2 separate regions of the Homo sapiens genome follow, and region 1 is linked to region 2. A link is a contact called in ENCODE Hi-C or POLR2A ChIA-PET data. All regions are on one chromosome and are shown on one strand. Each heading gives the region's core, a stretch centred on a gene start or an enhancer-like site at or near the end of the contact. The rest is flanking DNA. Distances are from core to core; before and after follow the strand shown. Region 1 holds the start of PPA1 (inorganic pyrophosphatase 1). Region 2 has its middle 7.2 kb from the start of TRS-TGA1-1.

The links. A loop is a pair of places that touch in the nucleus more often than their neighbours do. ChIA-PET counts read pairs that join two places held with the same protein, here RNA polymerase II (POLR2A). Pooled maps may share reads with other maps.
Region 1: a loop to region 2 is called in a map of naive thymus-derived CD4-positive, alpha-beta T cell, with 14 times the contacts of the local background. The contact joins the promoter of PPA1 here to the enhancer-like site in region 2. A Hi-C loop is called at or near these places in 2 of 168 maps with a recorded cell type or tissue (both naive thymus-derived CD4-positive, alpha-beta T cell) and 5 of 50 pooled maps. POLR2A ChIA-PET finds 5 or more read pairs at or near these places in 1 of 52 experiments (CD8-positive, alpha-beta memory T cell).

Annotation. Positions count from the first base shown.
Region 1 is chr10:70,230,080-70,235,819 of GRCh38, reverse strand. It overlaps PPA1 (inorganic pyrophosphatase 1), which reads left to right and starts at 2,391. Exons shown (of 11, transcript NM_021129.4): 1 at 2,391-2,556; 2 at 5,421-5,479. The coding sequence starts at 2,493. RefSeq lists a silencer at 2,180-2,749.
Region 2 is chr10:67,768,920-67,774,545 of GRCh38, reverse strand. No RefSeq gene overlaps it. Among named protein-coding and RNA genes, the nearest start is that of TRS-TGA1-1, 7.2 kb to the right of the region's middle. RefSeq lists enhancers at 3,114-3,273, 3,454-3,643. Within about 2 kb of position 3,790, at least 3 of the 41 ENCODE cell types and tissues checked have a DNase peak (open chromatin) inside an H3K27ac peak, as active enhancers do.

The DNA.
Region 1 (5,740 bases), core at 1,142-3,641, 2.5 Mb before region 2:
GAGGTGGAGGTTGCAGTGAGCCGAAATCACACCACTGTACTCCAGCCTGGGTGACAGAGTGAGACTCTGTCTCAAAAAAGAAAAAAAAAAAAAAGAAGAGAATGTAGTCGCAAGCCAAAGAAGGAAATTAGAGACACCCAACAGGGTCACCCACAGCAAAGGGGACAGGATATGGACTGAAAAGTGCCACTAGATTTGGTCACTGAGTGAGAAAGATAATATTTGAGAAGAGATGGACTCCTTCTTTGTCAAACTAATGTACTTAAGAAGGTATTTTCCACCTTTACATTAATTCCTCTACCTATCCGTCCAGCAAAGATTCACTAAACATCTACTCTAGGCTGTGTACTGTGCTAGGCCCTAGGGAGACATGGTAGACCAAGGTCCTTTTGGGCCTATGGGCTCACTACACTTGCCTGCAAAGGAAAGTTACAATTCACCAGGGCTGGGTGTTTTACCAGACCTGATAATGACTGGCTCTCTGAATACATTCGATGAAACAAGAGCCAGTGTGCAAGTCTGGAGGTCAGTGAGACTTTATTATCTTGCTCTGAGCTGGCAGGAGGCAAAGGGAAAGTGTATGTAGAACATTATTATTGCATCACTGCTGTCTTCTTAAGTCAGTCACAGATGAGAGTCTGGGTTTTTCCAAGAAAATTGGTTCCATCTGCTCAAAGGCAGAAAAGTGATAGAGCAGTTCAATCAAAAGAGCATCCCCTTAAAATATTCTTTGAACTTGATCCTACTTTTTTTTCTGAAACAGAGTCTCGCTCTGTCACCCAGGCTGGAATGCACTGGCGTGATCTCAACTCACCGCAACCTCCGCCTCTCGGGATCAAGTGTTCTCCTGCCTCAGTCTCCCGAGTAGCTGGGATTACAGGCGCGTGCAACCACGCCCAGCTAATTTTTGTATTTTTACTAGGGACAGGGTTTCACTGTGTTGGCCAGGCTGGTTTCCAACTCCTGACGTCGGGTAATCCGCCCACCTCGGCCTCCCAAAGTGCTGGGATTGAAGGCGTAAGTCACCGCGCCTGGCCTTGACCCTAATTATTGACTAAACTATTGCTTCGCTAATTTTTTTTCCTGCCCTTCTGTTTTAACAGCAGTAAAACAGTGTGGTGAAATGTTCAAAAAATCAGTGAATCACAGCCTTCTGAAAATTAATGGGTGTCAGTGAGGTTTGGGAGTTGGATGGAGACAAAGGGAGCGACACCATAACTAACTGGAGATCTTACTAGGTTTTCATTTAATATTCATTTTTTACAATAGACATTGTTTGGAAAAAAGGGTTTAATTCAAAATGTCATTAAGGCACATTATCTTTAATGTTCTAGAAAAAGTTATTTAAAGAAATCCTGGCCATGAAATTAAAATAAATAAATAAATAAAACCAGGCATTCTTTGAAATGTGAATAATAATTTGCTAATTTATATTTAGGATTGTGGATATACTTTTTTTCTTTTACATGTATTCCTGGGGAGGTAAGTGATGCAAATATTTTCCCACTGCCTCAATCAGACTTTAGTTTTTGGGGTCTGGCCTGATATGATGGAATATAAACAGGAAATCAAGATCAGAAGAGCCTGTCCCTGAGAACACTCCTTCACGGGACTCTAGCTCACGCCTGGACCTTCCCAGTGCTTCCATCTGAAGCCCCTGGAGACCCAGGTGGGTTAAGTAGGGTGGCAGGGGGGATGGAGGGGGCGGGGGGCGCGGGGGCGTAAATCCTCCCCCACTGGGGAGGGTGACAGTAACAACTTCCAGATTGTTTACAAAGATACAGGCTCTGCTTCAGGCATTTGACGTGTATTAACTCGGGTAATCATCCCAGTAACTCATGAAATAGTTATATTATTATCTTCACTTCCCAGATAAGCAACGGAGTGAGAGAGATTATAGAAAGTGGAGAAGCGAGTACCTTACTAGTAGCCACTAGGGGTGTCAGTAATATGGCTCAACTTTGTTACGACGGATCAGAAAAATGCTCACCTTTAAGACCGCAAGCAGAGCCTGTCTGGGGAAGCAGGTGACTTATCAACGCCTTTTGAGATAAGGAATAGGACTGCGGGGAGGAGTGTGTGAGAATCAAAGGTGAGTTCCCTGTGTGCGTGGTCGGCGGTCAACTCCTAGCTAGTCCAAGCTTAGAGCCTGCGCATTTGCCCTCCCGGGTCAGAGCCCAAAGCCGAAGGAACAGAACCAGCGCCGGCGGCAGCCACGTGGCCCAGCCTCTGAGCCCTAGCTGCCATCGCGGAGGCTGGGCCCGAGGGGCGGGGCTGGGGAGTGCGGACACCCGGGCCTGGCGGAGTGCGCCTGCGCACGGGGTTGGCCCGGCGGGGGTGGGAACACTAGCAGAGCCGCGTTAAAGGCGCTCCCCGCCCCGCCCGCCGGTCCAGTGCTCGCAGTGCGCAGGCGTGGGGCTCTCTCCTTGTCAGTCGGCGCCGCGTGCGGGCTGGTGGCTCTGTGGCAGCGGCGGCGGCAGGACTCCGGCACTATGAGCGGCTTCAGCACCGAGGAGCGCGCCGCGCCCTTCTCCCTGGAGTACCGAGTCTTCCTCAGTGAGTGTCTGCGGCCCGTGGCCCCTCCGCGCCCGTCCGCCCATTCATTCCCGGGCCTTGCCTCCCCGGGAGGGTGCGGCCCGCGCTCGGCCCCAGGTCTCCGACGCGGGCCCGTCTCCTCGGGCGCGTTGTGGGGCCTGGCCGGCCTCACATTGCATACTTGCCGCCGCCGGTCGGGGCGGCGAGGGTCGCCTCCGGCCATCCCTCCCCGCTGAACGGAGATGGTCCCTTTGTCACGCCTCGGGGTACCCGAACCTGGGCCCAGCTAGTTTTGCAGGTGTCTGGCTCTGACAGGGTCTGTTGGGAAAAGGAAATCACCGACCCACCCTAGAAAGGTGCTTGGAAGTAACATAATTCCCGTAAGAGGATTGCTCAGTTTGGAGAAAAGGCGACTCCGGGCCGGGGGGGGCAGTGACTTCCTAAAGACCTTAATTCCGCCGCCGTAGCTCAGATTATCGGCGCTGAGCGGAGCCAAGTCCACCCCCTCGTTTTACAGACGGGAAAACTGAGGCCCGGATCGGGAGCCGTCTGTGAAGGCGCTGGACCGGTCCTCCGCGGCCCGGTCGTGCTCCTGCCTCTGCGCCGCCTGTTTTCCCTCAGCGCCGATGCTGGGAATGCTCCTTATGAAACAGAAAGCTGTTTCCCTCAAATCAAACAGATGACGTCAGTCTGGAAACAAGACTGAGAAAGTGCCAAGTTTTTACCTTTGCAGGATTCGGCGTCTAGGGGGTACCTACCCCGGGTCCTGCACCTAGGGCTGCACGGGGAAACCGGGAGGCTGCATGCTGGCGCCCTCCACGCTCCTTAGGGCACCACGTTTTTTTGGCCTTGTAGGTGGAGGAAAGCTACTTGGGGTTTTTCTTTATCCTCTTACTCCCCCCACCCCCAGCTACTAGGAGTAGATTATGGGCGATAACGGAGGCGTTCGTAAATGTGTCACCACAGGCGCTTCTATTGTAACCTCTTTACAGTTTTATTTGGAAGGAAATGGGCAGGTGCCTCGAACTCTGAGTTGGTGTATGAAGGAAGGGGAAGCGGGGAGTAGAGGAGACGAATGAATAGGCATTGAAGGAACAAAAAGTAGCCTGGTGCGGGAGGAAAAGGAAAGCGAACTGTAAAGCTTACACATCTAGCCAAAGGTTAACTATCAGGTAAAATCCAGGAAGGGTGAGAACTACCCCCCACTCTCCATTTTATTTAATTTTGCAATTAAGCAGCAAGGACAGTCCAGTAACTTTTGACTAATAATTCATGGGACTGTTTTTCTGGAAATAGTGTTGGCTCCAGAATTTCTCTGTAGGAAAGGCTTACAGAGGTGACTGTCTGGTTTGAAGGTGAGGGGTGGATCTTCAAGCTATATATGCAGAACAAACACACTGCTTTTACTTAGGTTATTTATTTGCAATTAATATTTGGTGGCCGTTATGGGAGACCAAAGCTACTCCTAGAATTTGGCACTAGCTGAAGTAACTGTTTTTATCAAGTGGAACTCTCTGGAACTTAAGAAATACTAATAATTAGAACCCACTACATAGTTATCCAATTTTAAGTGCTTTATCCTTCCTTAATAGAAATAAACTTTTTTAAGCTTTATAATATTACATTTGTCAATTTCTTTAAAACTGATAAAGGGCTGGACAGACTGCAAAGTCACAATTGGCCCTAAAGGGACTTTTATGTTTTATTGTTTGTTTTTTGAAACAAAGTCTCGCTCTGTTGCCCAGGCTGGAGTGCAGTGGCATGATCTTGGCTCATTGCAACTTCAGCCTCCCGGGTTCAAGTGATTCTCCTGCCTCAGCCTCCCAAGTAGCTGGGATTACAGGCACTTGCCACCATGCCTGACTAATTTTTGTATTTTTAGTAGAGACGGGGTTTCACCATGTTGGCCAGGCTGGTCTTGAACTCCTTACCTCCAGTGATCCACCTGCTTTGGCCTTCCAAAGTGCTGGGATTACAGGCGTGAGCCACCGTGCCTGGCCTCCACTTTGATTTTTAAACTTGAAGGGATGCGATGTGGACAGTAGGTTTCCTAAAGAATACTGAAGAAGTTTTAAAATTACTTTTTGGCTATAGTTAGGCCTCTAGAATATATTAGTAATATATATCTAGAATATAATAGAAATTATTTGTGAAGATGTTTGTTGCAACTTGATTATCCTTAAAGAAAGTCATAATCTAAGATGGCTGGCTGTCTCTGGGAACACCACTTTTAGCAACATTGTTTAGTAAAGTGGTCCCCTCCCTTCCTCCCAAGTACTTCATAATGGTTCTGTAAACTTAACTGATGTAAGATCAGTCCAAAACAATTTAATCGCCTTTTGTGTCCTCAGTAGTCTCTGCTCTCACTATAGAGATTAGTACTTATTAGATGCCTACAGAGTGCATAGGATGTAAACCCAGCCTAGCCTGGGAGTACAGTCAGGAGAAGTGAAGTATACAAACAGTTTTTCTAGTGTAAGAATAATATCTTGGTTTAAAAATGTGTACTGGTCGGGTGCAGGGTGCGGTGGCTCACCCCTGTAATTCCAGCCCTTTGGGAGGCTGAGGTGGGCAGACTGCTTTGAGCTCAGGAGTTGGAGACCAGCCTGGGGAACATGGCAACACCACCTCCCTACAAAAGACACAAAAATTAGCCAGACGTAGTGGCTCATGCCTGTAGTTCCAGCGGCTCAGGAGGCTGAGGCTGGAGGATCACTTGAGCCTTCAAGAGGGAAACAGAAGTGGCAGTGAGCCAAGATCACACCATTGCACACCATCCTGGGTGACAGAGTAAGGGACCTTATCTCAGAAAAAAAAAATGTGTACTGTGGGCATTTAGCAATACAATTAATTATAGTAATAACTTTTTCTAATTTATTTTGCAGAAAATGAGAAAGGACAATATATATCTCCATTTCATGATATTCCAATTTATGCAGATAAGGTAAGGCATCCTTGTTTTTGGACACAGTCTCTTTACTCAGATCAGCTAGTTCTACATATGAATTTTCTTATATGTCTCTCAACAAGTGCTTAAAATGCCTCGTTGTGCTGTGAGCTAAAGGTCTGTTGATTAGGCTGGGCGTGGTGGCTCACGCCTGTAATCCCAGCACTTTGGGAGGCTGAGGCGGGTGGAGGGCTTGAGTCCAGAAGTTCAAGAACAGCCTGGGCAACATGGTGAAACCCTGTCTCTACAAAAAATACA
Region 2 (5,626 bases), core at 2,541-5,040:
GGGTTTCATCATGTTGGCCAGACTGGTCTCGAACTCCTGACCTCAAGCCACCCGCCTGCTTCAGCCTCCCAAAGTGCTAGGATTACAGGCATGAGCTACCATGGCCGGCCTTGGAGTATTTGTTGAAAATGAGACCAAACATAAATTAGTTATTGCTTATATATATTTAAATTTATTTGTGTGTATGTTCTTAAATCTATGTGTGTGCATGTGTGTGGAGTGTGTGTGTGTGTGTGTGTGTGCATGTTGAGGAGTGTGTATGTTCCAGGAAACCATTAAGGACTGGAGAAGTTTCTAGCCAAGGATGTCAATATGTGAAAGGACCAGAAATTGCTATTCTGTTCTGTGGGAGTGTGTAAGGCAGCCTAACTTGTCTTATGGAGTCATGCTGGGCAGTAGTATGAGACAAAGTTGAAAAGATGTTAGGGCCAAATTATGAAGGGCCTTGTGAATGAAACTGGGAAGCTTGGCCTTTACTCTGCCAGCCACCTACTGGACGTCTGCGGGCAGGAGAGAGTGGTGGTCAGAACGGTGTCTAGAAAGAGGCCATGGTGGTTGGGCATGGTGGCTCACGCCTATAATCCCAGCACTTTTGGAGAACGAGACAGGCAGATCACCTGAGTTCAGGAGTTCGAGACCAGCCTGGCCAACATGGTGAAAACCTGTCTCTACTAAAAATACAAAATTAGCCGGGCGTGGTGGTGCATGCCTGTAATCCCAGCTACTTGGGAGGCTGAGGCAGAAGAATTGCTCGAACCTGGGAGGCAGAGTTTGCGCCACCGCACTCCAGCCTGGGCACCAAGTGCAAAACTCCTTCTCACAAAAAAAAAAAAAAAAAGAGGCAATGGTGATGGTGACTAAACAGCCTTACGCAGTCCAGGGATGCCAGGAGAGAAGGCTCCTCCAAGTCTTTCCTTTCAAGGATAGAATATCTCATATTCAGGGGTCATTGACACATATCATGCAGTTGATATATATTTTTTAAAAAGTGTTCAGAGCTGAATCTGGAATGATGAATGTTACACAGGCTGGGGAATTATATTGTAAAACCAATCATGAGCTATAATAGGCACCAAAAAAAAAAAAAAAAAAAAGGCCTAGATCAGAGAGAATGTCAGAGCAGCTGCTGTTAGCCTCTCAGAGATGGCCTCATGCAGTCCCAAACACATCCTCAGCTAGAGTCAACTCTGGGCAGCTTTGTACATCAACTCCCAGGGAACTTGTTCCTCCCTTTATCCAGCTCAGAGAGACAAAAGAGCAAAGAACATTCCACTCCTTCAATAACATGAGTCAAATGGCCTTTTTTTATCCCTGTCCAGTGGCTCCCTTGAGTTGGTTGCAGATACCTCTATGAGGGACCCATTCTGGTGAAAAGGGGAAGAGAATACCAGCATGTGATCTCATCTTCACTTCCTCATCTATAAACTAGCTGTGGTCTGTTTTGGATGTTAAATGAATGAACACTCATCACAGTGCCTGACCTGTGGTTAGAACTTAGAAAATGGCAGTGACTGCTGACAATGCCATGAGGTAGAAGTAATTATTATTACCACTTAGTGGATAAGGAAATTAAGGCTCAGAGAGGTTATGCAAACTGCCCAAAGTTACATAGCAAGAAAGGGAAGGAGCCTATATTTGATGCTTGGTTGCTCTGACTTCAAAGTCTCTGTTTTTCCTATTCCTTCAAATTCTTCCTATTCCTTCAAATTACTTCACAAATAAACTTGCAAACCTGGTTTCAGGTTACATCTTAACATGCTCAAGGGCTGAAAAGCTTTGTTTACAACAGCAGATACAGTACTAACTACAGAGAAAGGAGAAACTAGGTAAGCATTTCCAGGACCTGCACCCCATCTGCTGTCAAGTGGAGCAGACAATCCCAGTGTACATGAGAGGATTCTGGAAGGATTTGGGCCATTCTGATGTACTGAGATAAAATGATCTTAAAAAACATTCATGTCCTTTCTTGGTATCTTTGTGTTAATGGAAATAATGAGATTTCTTGGATGTGTATAAACCAGGAAGAACTAGTGAAACGTCAACCAGCCTCTTGACAGTGTCCCACTTAATGATATCTTCACAGTGATAACCTGGGAAGAACTTTTTTTATTATAGTGAGGAGAGTCCTCTAGAGCAGAAATAAACTATAGCCACAGGCCAAATCCAGCCCACTGTTTTTGTAAATAAAGTTTTATTGGAACACAGTCACACTCATTTGTTTACAGATTATCTATGGCTGCTTTTGTGATACACAGGCAGAGTTGAGTAGTTGCAACAGAAACCATATGGCCTGCAACACCTAAAATATTTACTGGCTGACCTGTAGAAAAAGTTGCTAACTAATCCCTGCACTAGAGGTGGGTACCAAAATTAAGTGCAGCATTTCTGTGCTCCAACATCCTAAGCACAGGTTATTTCAAAACACTAGCATTCTGTCTCCAATGATGGAGACAGATGTCTTTACATCTGGAAGACAAGTAGCTTTCAGAGGGATACTGTGTATATTCATCTCTTGGAATGACTTGTGGTGTCAGATAAAATGTGTCTAAAGTTCGTGTGCTGAACAATTTTTTTTTTTTGAGACTGAGTCTTGCTCTGTTGCCCAGGCTGGAGTGCAGTGGCACAATCTTGGCTCACTACAACCTCCACTGCCCAGGTTTAAGAGATTCTCTGGCTTCAGCTTCCGAGTAGCTGGGATTATAGGCATGCGACACCATGTCCAGATAGTTTTTGTGTTTTTAGTAGAGACGGGGTTTCACCGTGTTGGCCAGGCTGGTCTCAAACTCCTGACCTCAAGTGATCTGCCTGCCTTGGCCTCCCAAACTGCTGGGATTACAGGTGGAACCCACTGCGCCTGGCCTGAACAAATGTTTTGATAATTGTGTCTCAAATGAATATGTTTGGGAGGGAAATATATTCCCCAAGAGTCTTTGTAGACCTATGTTATGTAGGAGGTTTTATTAGAATAAAAATTAAAAGAACAAAGGGGGCTCTGAGATCCCTGGGGTGGGGACCAGGAGATTTATGAGTCCAGCAGACAGGAGCTGTGCCCCACCTCAGCCCCTGAGTGAGAAGCTTGTCAGCTCTAGCCTCTTCTCCACCCCGACCTCAAGCAGCAGAAAGCATCACAAGCATAAAGCCCACAGGCCACGTCCTCTGTCACTGGATTCTTCTAAATAGTCTGAGATATGAATGGAGAACTGGCCTTGCTCATGCATGCCTCCCTTGGCAGCCCAGCACCAGACAAAGCAGCTGAGGTAAGACTAAGTCCATCACAACCACTCTCTGGGCTGTGAGAGCCTGTCTCAGGACCCAGGATCCGAGGCAAGGGAAGGGAATGGATATTTTAAGAGCATGTGTGTGAGATGGTGGGAAGGAAACAGAAATAATTCATTTCCTGGGGCTTCTAGTCTATGAGCCTGGGTGAGCTTGACTGACCAACTTCATGCAGATTGGGAAAGAAACTAGTCATTGGAACAAGAGCTGAAAGCTCTATGTTTTCTTCATCAGTGCTTCAGATAGAACAGGATATCTGTTTTACCTGAAAATTCCAGTGTCAGAGCCTCTGTCTCTCTCACCCCTGCAGGAGCTAAGACTTAGGTATTATTACTAGTTGTTTGCACTCTAGTATGTAGAAAGAGCCTGAGACCAGATGTTTTTGGGGACATGGGCATATTGGGAAACAAGACTCCAGAAATGGGCATTCCCTCCAGAGGGGACTTGAAATGCAAGCTTTACACAGGTTGTAGGCCAGCCCTATCTCTCACTTCCTTTTTCTACTGCCTCACTACACAACAATGCCTCCATTAATGAAACCTCTGAGGATGAAACTCCTTTACAATGAACATGTTGAGTTAAAACAGAACAACAGCTTCATAAATCATGCTAAACAGTGGTGCAATATATCAAATGGTTGAGCTGCAATATTCCTGCAGATCTATGCACTCAGGGCACAAATCTCTTCAGGCACAGTTTTGATTCATCCCCAAAGCTGCAGGAAAACAGTTTACCCTCTGCTTCCCACCCCTTCAGGTGTTCTGAGACCTCTTGCTTTCTGATCCTCACAATCACAAAATTCACTCAACAATATTACTTATTGAAGGCCCATTAAATAGCAGATAAGGGGATTTTGTGGTTTTACACACACGTGTACACACACACAGAGACATTAAGCAAATATTTCACACTAAAATATCACAAAGCATGATGTGTTGTGAAGAAAAAGAGTAAAATGGTATGAAATTACATAAGAAGGAGGACTGATCAGTTTGATGGGGAGGGAGACATTGGAACATGTACAGAATTCCTAAGGTGGGAAAGAGTTTGGTCTTTTCAAGGAACTAAAAGAAAAGAAAGTACATTTGGCTAGAGAATGACAGGGAGAGGCCCGGTAATTATGCCATGCAGGATCATGGAGAGCTATGGGGTCATGCTAGTGATTCTAGTCTTTATTGTAAAAGCACATGGAAATCCCCAGAAGAGTTCTCAGGAGGAAGGTTATAAGACCAAATGTGCATTTTAAAAGAAAAATTTATTTTATGGAGAACAGATTGGAGGGGAGGAAGAGTGGATTGGAGGAGATAATTAAGAGGCCGAGAAGTAGTTGAGATGAGAGGTAGTGTTGATTTGGACTGGGTGGTGGTAGTAAATATGGAACAAAGTTGATTCTCAGCATATTTAGGGGCAAACTCAATGGCACTTGGGTTGAATAGGAAATGGGTTAAGGAATAGGGAAATATCAGGATCATTCCAAGTGGGTGTATCCTGCTCCATGGCTGGAAATGCCACAAACTGGAATGGATTTGGGACCTGGATTTAGAAGGGAAGGATAATTGTAAATTTAGCATTTCTACAGATTAACTGATTACAATTTGCAAAAAATTCACTTCAGTCTATTTATGTTTAAAACCTTTGAACACTGATCAGAAAGTTGCAGGACCTAATTTCTACTAAAGGAAGTAGGTAGAAAAACATTTGGGAGAAGGGGACCTTGATATTATAACTTCCTCTGCCTTCGAAGAGGGGTCTGATTGCCAGGCATGTTGAGGCACAGGGACAAGGCTGAATTGCTGTGTAACATAAAAGAATGAAAAAGCTGGGGTCTTGAGAGAAAATCCTCAAGACAGTGCATCATGTGAGGTTGGGTCAGAAAAAGCTGGCTCGAGGGGATGCACAGGAGGGTTGGTAGTGGATAAGAGAACTCTGGAGAAGAGAAATGTGGAAAGAGGAGTTGAAATGGTTTCCTCTGAGAAGAGGAGTGCACTGCAGAACCTCTTCCACATCCACCCCCACCCCTTCCATGGATTTTTCTTTGCTCATCATGGAGAGAGCTAAACCTCGAGTTGCATGGAGGCCAGTTGGAAAGTGAACATTCTCAAGGAGACAAAGGTGGGGGTGACCCATGGAGGCAGAGGTCTGTATGTACTTGCCTCCTGGTTCTGTCTGCCCTTTCAGTGCTAGAAGACAAAGAATGGGAAGAAAAGGTAAGGAAAAATATGGAAAGGGAAGGAAGGGTACATAGGCTGTTGTCCTCTGCCCTCTTTTATATTAAAACTATTCTAGGTGGGGGATACTCAATATTACAATAAATTATACTAAGGCAAAGATTAGTGACCTTCAAAAGGAG